2 separate regions of the Mus musculus genome follow, and region 2 is linked to region 1. A link is a loop called in an ENCODE intact Hi-C map of the cell type or tissue named here. Cell type or tissue: heart. All regions are shown on one strand. Each heading gives the region's core, and the rest is flanking DNA. Links, peaks and the distances in the headings are about the cores only.

The links. A loop is a pair of places that touch in the nucleus more often than their neighbours do. Peaks named below come from ENCODE experiments on the same cell type or tissue, not always from the same donor. Only the 100,000 strongest peaks of a DNase experiment are listed, where the experiment ranks them.
Region 2: a loop joins it to region 1, with 2.6 times the contacts of the local background. A loop is called at or near these places in 1 of 42 quality-filtered maps.

The regions. Positions count from the first base shown.
Region 1 is chr2:154,787,977-154,793,349 of GRCm38, forward strand. It overlaps Raly (hnRNP-associated with lethal yellow), which reads left to right and starts at 3,134. Exons shown (of 8, transcript NM_001139511.1): 1 at 3,134-3,572. In heart, for the core only: a CTCF peak has its summit at 2,700 (motif pointing left); DNase peaks (open chromatin) are centred at 2,165, 2,945, 3,335 and 3,905; H3K4me3 peaks cover 3,149 bases; H3K27ac peaks cover 3,008 bases.
Region 2 is chr2:154,432,947-154,438,286 of GRCm38, forward strand. Cbfa2t2 (CBFA2/RUNX1 translocation partner 2) reads left to right here and starts at 3,538. Exons shown (of 11, transcript NM_172860.2): 1 at 3,538-3,690. The coding sequence starts at 3,657. In heart, for the core only: CTCF peaks have their summits at 3,314 and 3,608; a DNase peak (open chromatin) is centred at 3,365; H3K4me3 peaks cover 2,484 bases; H3K27ac peaks cover 2,101 bases.

The DNA of each region.
Region 1 (5,373 bases), core at 87-5,086:
ATCCCAGCACTCGGGAGGCAGAGGCAGGCAGATTTCTGAGTTCGAGGCCAGCTTGGTCTACAGAGTGAGTTCCAGGACAGCCAGGGCTACACAGAGAAACCCTGTCTTTAAAAAAAAAAAAATTAGAGAAAACGTAGCACAATCATTTAGCATGTAGACTCTAAAATTGGACTTCATCATTTTTCTAGCTGTGTGGTTTTGGGGAATTTAACCTCTTTTGTGACTGTCTCCTCACTTATGGGGATTTTAATAGTACTTATTTCATAAGACTGTTACAGGGGTTAAGCTTGAAGAGCAGTCAGTGCACTGCCTGGTAACTAACTAGTTAGTGCTGCATAACTGTTAGCTAGTGTTGCCAGCATATTTTCTTAGAAACATCGCCCTTCAAATTCTCATCTTGTGAGACTCTTCTGAGGTGATACTGAGAGTCTTCTTGACATTTCTTTGTTGGATTTGTTATGGTCAACCATAAAACAGACATTAAATGAGGGATCTACTATTTTTATGCATTGAAGACTGAACAAGACAGACAATAGCCTGTCCTTGCACTCATCACACTGTAGTGGAAGTGTGTTTGGCAGAGAGACAATCAGCTAATATACACATTTCAGATGGGACATTGTTCTGGAGAAGAATCTAACAAGAAAGAATACAGTAGTGAAAGGTGGCTATCTAAAATGTGGACAGGTAAGACAATTAATTGATTAATTAATTAAGACGGGGTTTCACTGTATAATCTTGGCTGGCCTGAAAGTTGGTATGTAGACTAGTAGCCTCAAACTCCCAAAGATCTCCCTGTCTCTGCTTCCCATGTGCTGGACTATTACTCCTGACCATGTAAGAGTTCTTTTTAGAAAGCCTGAAGATGGCTGGTCATAGTGGTACACACCTTTATTTTTTTCCTCATAGATTTATTTGTTTATTATATGTAAGTACACTGTAGCTGTCTTCAGACACTCCAGAATAGGGCATCAGATTTCAATACAGATGGTTGTAAGCTACCATGTGGTTGCTGGGATTTGAACTCAGGAGCTCCTGAAGGGCAATCGGTGATTTTAACCGCTGAGCCATCTCTCCAGCCCCTGGTATACACCTTTAATCCCAACATTTAGGAGACTGATGCAGGCAAATCTATGGTTGTTTGAGGACAGCCTGGTCTACATAGTGAGTTCTAGGATAGCTAGAGTGAGACTCTGTCTCAAACAAACAAAAACATTAAACAAACCAACAAACCCAAAACCTAAAACTTAAAAGAAAAAAAAAAGCTAAAGAAAAAAAGCACAAAAGAAACTGTTTAAATGGCAAGGAGCAAGCCATAGCAATATCTAGGAGAATAACATGAGGGCAAAAGCAAAGGCCCACAAGAAGCAGTATACCTGGCATTTTAGAAGACCAGGAAAAAAGCCAAGAAGTAACTGGAGCAAAATAGCAGACTAAAGCTTACAGTGTCAGGAGGGTGGCAGCGGGTGATAAGGTATTCAGGACCTTGTAGAATGTGCACAGAATTCCCAGTGGCAGCAGACTATCATCTGCAATCTTTTCTAATGGAAGCCACGACCGGAGCAGGGCACCAGTGGCAGCTTGCCTGACAGTGGGGCTGCAAGTTCAGAGAATGCTTCTCAGAGGAGGAGGCTCCTCCTGAATATGGGATGAGTGAAAAGGCTGCCTGAGGTGTTAGTTAATAGATTGCTATATCCAAAGTCTAGCGGTGGTGGCACATGAGGTGGAGGCCAGCCTGGTTTACAGAGTGAATTCCAGGAAAGCCAAGGCTACCCCGAGAAACCCTGTCTTGAAAAAACAAACGGACAAGGAAACCCAACAAAGAATAGATGGTATATTTGAGCAAATATAGGAAGACTGTTACACAGAGAGGGAAGTGAGGAGCTGGATAAAACCAGAAAAAGCAGAGGAGGTTGGTAGGGGCTGGACTGATTGATGGAAGTGTTTATTGATCACCATAGTAGGTCTGGAAACACAGTAATGTACAAAAACCAGTAAAGAATTCCTGGTCTTGGCGCTGGGGAGATGGTTTAGTGAGTAAGACTGATTGCTCTTCAAGGCTGAGAACCTGTTTGAATCACCCATTCCCGAACTCAAGAGGCCTGGCCTCGCTGTGATGCCAGCAGTTGGAAGGCAGAAGCAGGGAGGATTAGGAGTTCAAGATTATTCTCGGCTACAGAGCAAGTACAAAGCTGGCCCGGGCTACAGAGACCCTGCCTCAAACTCTGTCCTAATTCCCAACAGGTAATGAAATCACAGGTCTGAAGGGAATGGGGAATACAAATAAGTACGTCTCCAGCTTTCTGGGAGATTTGTGACTATAGCTGACAATGGTCCTCTTTGCTCTCAGAAGACCCCCTGATGGTCTGGAGAGGCAAATTGGGGATGTAAGTGGGAGAGACAGGAGACTGAAAAACTGATTCAAATGGGAGATCCTGACATGATAAATATTTAGGAGGAAGAACCAACACCCAGATTAAGTAAGAAAACATTTCATCCCATAAGGGCAAAACTACTTAATCAGGCTTTTTTTTTTTCCACCTTTGACGAGAGACCCCAGACATCGAAGCGTCTCCGCCCAACCCCAAGCCTTCCCAGCGAATGGTAGCATTCTAATTCCTAGAAAGTGAAATAACCGCTCCAATTGCTTCTGGCCCCTGCCGCACCGCCTCCAGCTAACAGAGAGGGCTCCATCTCCAGGCCTCGCCCAATCAAGCGCCACCCCCGCGCCGCGCTCCTCCCTTAGGATCTTCCTCCTTCCGGCTCCCGCCCAGGGTCTACCTCCGACTGTCCTGCCCGCGGTGTTACCAAGGCCCACCTCCTGCAGACCGGCGGCAACCTCTTAGCACCGCCTCCGCTTCCGTAGGCCCAAGCTCCGCCCCTCAGACTCCTCCCCTGGGCACGCTCTTCCCCCCCACCCCGGCTCCGCCCTCAGCCTGCTGCTCCTCCCTCGTGTCCTCCCGCCCGTCAGCCCTCGGGACCCCCTCCGCCCCGCCTTCAGCACCCGGCTGGTGGAAGCCACAAACTCCTTTCCCTCAGCCCCGCCTGCCTCCTCCGTCCCCCCACCCCACGCTAGACCCCGCCCCGGCCCCGCCCTCCTCCTCTGCGCGCCGAAGCTCTGGACCTTTCCAAAGCCCGGCGCGAGGGGTGTGCAGGGAGCCCACGCGTTTGGAGAGCCCGGCCCGTGCAGGGCGGCGCTGGGGACTGAGTGCTCGGGTGGCAGGATCCTATTCGGAGGACCGAGAGGAGAACCGGGTAGGAGCCGGGGCGGCGGGCAGGCCGAGTGCAGACGCCTGTCCAGCACTCCCCCTCCCCGCGCTCGCCCCATTGGTGGCGGCCGAGCGAAGGACTCGCGGCTGCGGGGCTCGCGCCTCTGTCAGTGCGGCGGGGCGCGCGAGCGGCGCGGGGTGCGGAGCCGAGGGAAGCCGAGGGGGCGGAAGCGGTCGCGACTCTCGCGCGTGTGCTCGGGCTCCTCACGCGGCGGCCAGGGCCGCCTCTTCCCTCCCGCCCTCCGAGAGCAGACGCGCCGTCGCCCTTCGGTGCCGCGCGGCTTCCTCCAGACCTCGGCGCGGGTGAGTGGGGGCCGCGGGCCGCTCCTGAGGAGTGCGGGCGGGCTGTTCCGTGTGCCTTTTTCGTTCCTCACCTCCTCGGGCGGGCCGGTGCCTATTTTTAGAAACTCTTTCTCTCCGCGGTCCCGGGAGTCCTGGGAGCCGGAGTAACTCTCGGCCCCCTCCCTCTGTGCTCCCTCCCGGGCCCGCCGCCCCGGGTCGCCTGCCCCGGGGCCACGCGCGCCCGCCCCTGGACGCCTGGTATTCGCAGCTCGCCTCCGGTCGGTCGGCCGGGCGCGGGCCGGGAGTTGGGGGTGGGCCGGTGCCCGCTCGGAAGTTGGAGTCTTTTGTGCTGCGCCCCGCCCCGACCGGCGAGGGGAGGAGGGGAGGGAGCGGAGGTTGCGCCGGGGAGGCCTCGGGCGGGCTGGGGCCTGGCTCTGGCCTGGATTGGGGCCCCGGGTTTCTTCCGGCTTTCCAGTCGGTCCAGCTCTTTGAGGTTCCCTTAGGCGCGCAAAACTGGTCCTTTCTTTTCCCTCACGGGTCTGTCTGAGCGCCTTTCTCGCTACCCTTGCCTAGCCTTTGCTCGGTGTCTTGTGGAGCGCGGAAGGGAACGGCCAGCCCTCGAACTGGGGGGCCGCGTCCCCCACTTTGCTCCAGCCCGAGCCTCAGTTTTCACCTGGGTGAAATGGGGTCAAGGAGGAACGCAGCCTCTCCGGGTGTTAGTGAATTCAGGGAGGGAGTTAGTACAGGGCAGAAGCGTTAAATGCCAACAGGTAACGTTTAACGAGACTGACCCAGGAACTTCGTGAATGTATCGCCTCATGTCCACACCGGTCTTCCAGAGCTGTCCCTGCTCACAGGAGCAGAAATCAAGGTTCAGAGACATGAAACCGCCGTAGAAGTACAAAGCTGTTAGTAACCGTTACTTATTTCCTGATAGGAAATCTCTTTGTGCAGAGGGCATTTTGATTTACCGTTAGTCTTAACACCGTATAGGTAAGAAAGGTAGGCTCCTCTCTGAGACATTGACTGAGAGACAGGGACTGATCTGCCATAGATAAAATCTCCTTTTGTTGCTATCAGAACTCTGAGGGAAAGTGGTTAGGAGGAAATGTTTTTGCTGGTGTTGTGCTTAGACTGGTCCAGAGATCTTAAGTCTCAAACATAGTTCTGAGGTGTTTAGCTTCAGGACCTCACGGAAGTCCACCCTTTACTTTGTTTATTGCATGTCTCCATCATCCCCCCACCTCAGTCCTAGCGATCAGTCAGTCAGAAATGTAGGCAGCTCCAGTCATCTTTAACTCCCTGCCTTCAGATAGTGTTATTTTTCTTTTGTCTTCCAACATGGCCTAGAGGGATTAAAGAGAGCTAAACTTAACTTTGGCACCTGTTTTCCTTTTGCAGTGTGTTTGCAGTGAGTTTGATACTGGCTGCTGGGATCTGGTTCTTGAGAAGGTTCACAGGTTTGCATTAGTTCCTTGGACCTGTAGGTCTACTGTGTTTCCTCCATCCCTTCAGAGTCTAGGATACAGTAATGGTGGAACATAGGAGGTTGATGGCTCGATAAACCACCCCTTCTTTCCGTTTTTTCTGACCCTTGGAAAGGGGGATGTCATCTGAATGGACTACCTTGGTGATTACTAGATTCCTAGTAGCCTTTCTTTGAGTCTGTTTTGTTGTTACACCTCCTGTACATTGCCATTTCCTGAGTATGAGCTACCTTTTCAGGCCTTAAGATCATGAGTCTCAGGTAATTGGACATCTCAGAAGATCCTGTGTAAATTCAGCTGCTGTTTCTGCCTCAATGTTTAAAAGGCAGTGTCTG
Region 2 (5,340 bases), core at 341-5,340, 350 kb before region 1:
AAAGTAGCCAAAAAAGGAGGAGGAAGAGGAGGAGGAGAAGAGGAAGGAGGAGGAGGAAGAAGAGGAGAAGTAGAAGAAGAAAAAGGAGGAGGAAGAGGAGGAGGAGAAGAGGAAGGAGGAGGAGGAAGAAGAGGAGAAGTAGAAGAACGAAAAGGAGGAGGAAGAGGAGGAGGAGAAGAGGAAGGAGGAGGAGGAAGAAGAGGAGAAGTAGAAGAACGTAAAGGAGGAGGAAGAGGAGGAAGAGGAGAAGTAGAAGAAGGAAAAGGAGGAGGAAGAGGAGGAAGAAGAGGAGGAAGAAGAGAAGAAGAAGAAGAAGAAGAAGAAGAAGAAGAAGAAGAAGAAGAAGAAGAAGAAAGGTAGATCCAAGAGCCAATGCAGTACAACCATCACTTTGTCAATGTTGGGCCCACCTTTGACAAGAAGAGCCCCAGCTAATTCCTAAGTCCTATTGGGATAATAAAGCCACCTTTTTTTTGGGGGGGGGCAATCAACAAGTAACCAACCACCACACCACATCACTATCATGAATAAATACATAAGTAAATAAATGTCAGTGGTGTTTCAACAAGGAACAAGGAGCTACTCCACAAGTCTGTAAGCCGCTCTCTCCCTGTCTTCTGGTGTTGATCATTCACTAGCAGGGGAAGTCACGTGGCCTAGACAGATGGCAGGCAGCATGCACTCTCTCTGCCTGCCCAGCTTTACTCTTGTTGTCACTAAAGACAAATACTGGGGGGACAAAAGGAAAAAGAAAAAAATTCAGCTTGGTATCATCATGTCTGGAGCCCCAGAATTTGGGATGCCAAGACATGCGACTTGTTAGGAGTTCCAGGACAGTCTGAGATATAGACTGAGAATCGTAAGGAAAAAAAAAATATTAATAAAATAAAGAACCAAACAAATAGCTCAGAGGTCCAAGCAATTTCTATTTCCTTAGGTCTATTTGAACCTGTAACCTTTGTTTGTTTACAGAGCCAGATATCAAATCTAGGGCATCAGTCCATGTTAGGGGGTTTCTTTTTTTCTTTTGGGAGACAGGACCTGACAGTAGCTCAGTCTGGCCCCATAGTAGCCATCTTTTTGTCTCACGATACACTTGATATATAGAATTCGTTGTCTTTTTAAATTATTTATTTTTATTTTATATGCATTAGTGTTTTGTCCACATGCACATCTGTGTGAGGGTGTCAAATCCCCTGGGACTGGAGTTACAGACAGTGTGAGCTGCCATGTGGGTGCTGAGAATTGAACCCTGGTCCTCTGGAAGAGCAGCCAGTGCCTGTAACCTCTGAGCCATCTCTCCAGCTTCTGTAACTGAATTCTACCCCCACCCCACTTCTTCTCCTTCTTTTTAAATATTTATTTATTTATTTTATATGAGTACACTGCCACTTTCTTCAATTACCCCAGAAGAGGGCATCAGAGCCTATTATAGATGGTTGTGAGTCACCATGTGGTTGCTGGAAATTAAACTGGACCTCTGGTAGAGCAGTTAGTGCTCTTAACCACTGAGCCATCTCTCCAGTCCCCCACAGGCACAGGGTTTCTCTGTGTAGCCCTGGATGTCTTGGAATATGCTCTGTAGACCAGGTTAGTCTTAAAGTCACTGAAAGCTACCTGCCTCTGCCTCCTGTGTGCTGGGATTAAAGATGTGTGCTGTTTTTTGTTTTTGTTTTTGTTTTCTTCTTTTTTCTTTTTTTTTTTTTTTCTGAGACAGGGTTTCTCTGTGTACCCCTGGCTGTCCTGGAACTCACTTTGTAGACCAGGCTGGCCTCGAACTCAGAAATCCACCTGCCTCTGCCTCCCAAGTGGAATTAAAGGTGTGTGCCACCACCGCCCTGCGTGTAGCTGAATTTTTGATCTCTTCCCAAGTGCCACTTTACGGGATTACAGGTGTGTGCCATTTCACCTGGCAATGCCACCGCGGCTCACCCAGTTTGGCCTCTAAATCATCATATAGGGCAACCTTGAACTGATGTCCTGCGTTTACCAACAATGCTGGAAGTACAGGTGTGACCCACCATGCCTGACCTTGTTGTATTGAGACAGTCTCACTATGTGGCCCTGGCTGGCTTTGGGTTGGCAGTTATTTTGCTAGTTTCCCTAGGGTGGGATTACAGGTCTGTGCCACTATGCCAGGCTGGCTTCATTTTAGTTATAGTTCCTGATTTTGAATCTTTGAGAGACAGAATGGCAGAGAACTCATGCTAGGATCAGAGTACTTTCTTGGGTTGCTCGGAGGATTTATGTTTTGAGTTTGCTAACAGAAATAGGTGGACAACCCAGTGGGAGAGACTCTAGCGAATGTGTAGAAAAGGGGAGAAACTGTATTTGGTACTGAGATGGTTAATTGCAGAGTGTATAAAAGCAGCTGTTGAAGACAGGCTAGTGACTCTTGCTTACAATCCCAGCACTTGGGAGGCCACGGGAGGAGGATGTGTGAGAGTTCCAGGCTTTTGTGGCTACACTGTGTGTTCCAGCCCAGCTAGACATACAAAATAGGCCCTTTTCAGAAACAACTTTTTGTGAGGCCTGCTGGTGTTATAGACACAGCTTTGGGAGATAGACTTAGAAGTATAGCTTAAGGTTCAAGGCTAACCTGGTGTAGGTCAGTGAGTTCAGAATAGCCAAATGTACATTATGACATTGTTTCAACAAACCAAAATAAACCTGCACTTAACCAGGCCTGGTAGTTCAGGCCTTTAGTCCCAAGCACTTGGGAGGTAGAGTTAGGTAGATAGATTATCTGTGAGTTCCAGGACAGCTAGAGCTACAAGTGAGACTGTGTCAAAAAACCACCACCAACAACAAAAAAACCCCTGCACATACACGTGCCCCTCCTCACAAACACAGACAAACCCCACAAAGCCCCTTGATCTGATACAGAAATCAGTAATGACAGCTAGTTGTTTTAAACATTTAGATTCCTATAGCCGCAAAAGATGTAGAAATCTGCGAGATAGCTAATTTGGCAAAGATGCTTGCTGTCAAACAAACTTGATGCCCGAAATTTGACCTGCTGGATCCACAGGGTGAAAGGAGAGCCTGCTCCCGACTTGTTCTCTGACATTCACATACATGCGTTGGACTCCCTCAAACATATACACGCACACATATGCAATAAGTCAATGTAAAAACAAATAAGTAAAAGGAGGAAAGAACAATTTTAACACCCAATACAACCGTCAAAGCGTTACAAGGCCTGCACCTGAAACGTCCCTCCCCGAAGCCCCGCCCCGGGACTCCGCCCCCGTTCCTAGGTTGCCGCCCAGGCCACATCCGGAAGTCTGGAGCTCGGAGAAGGGCGGCTCCCTGCGGCCACGCATAGCGCGCGGGAGGCGGGTCGAAGTGCAGGCCGCTCCAGGATAGGACGCAGCCTGGCGCGGAAGGGGCGGGCCAGGTCAGGAGGCGGTGCTTCGCGTGAGCGCCCTCGGGCCCGTCTTCCGCGTGCGTTGGTCTGCGCGCGGGAGCGCGCGGCGGGGGCGTGCCGGGGCTGTCTGGGGGCGGGGCGGCGCGCGGCCTAACGGCGGCGGCGGCAGCGGCGGCGGCGGCGCTGGTGCGGGCGAGTTCGGCGGGTGCAGGTCCCGGCCTGCGCCTGCGGAGGGCTCAGGCAGAGGGTCGAAGCGAGCGGCGCTCGCGACAGACTGCGCTCCGCGATGGTGGGCGTCCCTGGAGCGGCCGCCTTCCAACGTAAGTGGGGCGGGAAGGCGGACGGCTGAGGGGTGTGTGTTGAGGGGCCTGCTGCTCCATAGGCGGGAGGCTTTGCAGAGGCCCCCCGGCGGGAGGCCTGGGCAGGGAAACTGAGGCCGGGATTGGGGCACTGGATCCAAGGTCATGCGGCTCCCCGGCCTTCCGGGGCCCTCGGGGCTATCCCGGCGCTTCCTGTGGGGCTCGCGGCTCCGGGTGCTGAGCAGGACTGTGTGGAGCGGCCTTGGAGCTCAGGCCTGGCGGGCGCCCTATGGACTGTCCGCGAGAGAAGTATTGTTTTGTTTTCGCGGCATCGGGGCTGAAAGTCCGGTCCCGGGAAACACGCCGGAATTGGAGCGACGAGTGGTAGATGTTGGAGGATGCCGGGCTGATATTCCGGAGGGCCCTGTTGAATGTAGGCTCTGGGGTCGGACTGCTTTGGGTTCATGTCCTGGCTCCCTCGCGAGTAGGCTGTGACCTTGGCGCTCCAAAAGTCTCAGTTGCTCGATCTGAAAAATGGGTTGTGAGGAACGTACTCTGAATGCTCTGTAGTAGGGTTTAGTGAATCCAGTAAAATCCCCTGAACACACAGTTGCACATCATACTCAAGTGTGAAAACTCACTATCGTAATCACAGTTTGTTATGTGTGTTCCTCGGAAAAGTCCGAAGTTGGCGTCTGGTTGTGTTTTGTTAGTTTGTTTAATATTGTCTTTGACTAGTCCTACTATGTGACTCAGTTGTGTTTTTATTCTTACCTCCATTTCGCTATCCCATTTACAGACGTTCTTCCTAGAATTGTAAGATCCTTGGAGGAGGGATGGCATCGTTTAATAAGAACAATAAAAATTTAATTGTCATTAAAATAGCAGTAATAGCCAACATTACTTGAGCACCAGGCAATTTGCATTCGATTCATTTAATATTTATTAAATCATCTAAATACAAATTATCACTCTAAGTCCAGAGACTATGGCAACAAACTTGACAGACTAGATTCTGAATTTGAGTTTAAGAGAGGGACTCGTGCTTTGTGGATATTTCTTTGTCTATGCCAGGTGACAGTCTAAAAACAGGTATTTGAGGCACGTTGGAGGCTGAGTTTGAGGTCAGCCTGATCTATACAGGCCAGCCAGGGTTACATTGTGGCACCCTGCCCCAAACAAAACAAAATAACAAAAACAACAACAAAACCCTAAAAATAAAACAAAAAAATGAATAAAAGCTAACATCAGGTGTTGCAGGATGTCCGTTGTGCAAGGATAAAATGAGGCCTCTTGAGAGCTTTTAGCCCCTCCCCTCTTTGCTCTTCAGTTCAGCAGTTATAGCGGAGGATTCATACAGCCTTTTTCTTGGGCTCTCATTCCAAATTGAATGGAAAAAGATACAAACTAGATTTTCCCACCAATGCCTTCTGTAGTTAAGTGTGCTGTTGCTGCTCTCAATGGTCTTCTGAAGGGAGACAAGTAACCCTTAGGTTTGATGGTATCATATATAAGAAAAGTGGAAGAGAGGCGCTCGCCTTTAATCCCAGCACTCTGGAGGCAGAGGCAGGCGGATTTCTGAGTTCCAGGCCAGCCTGGTTTACACAGTGAGCTCCAGGACAGCCAGGGCTATACAGAGAAACCCTGTCTCAAAAAACCAAAAAACAACAA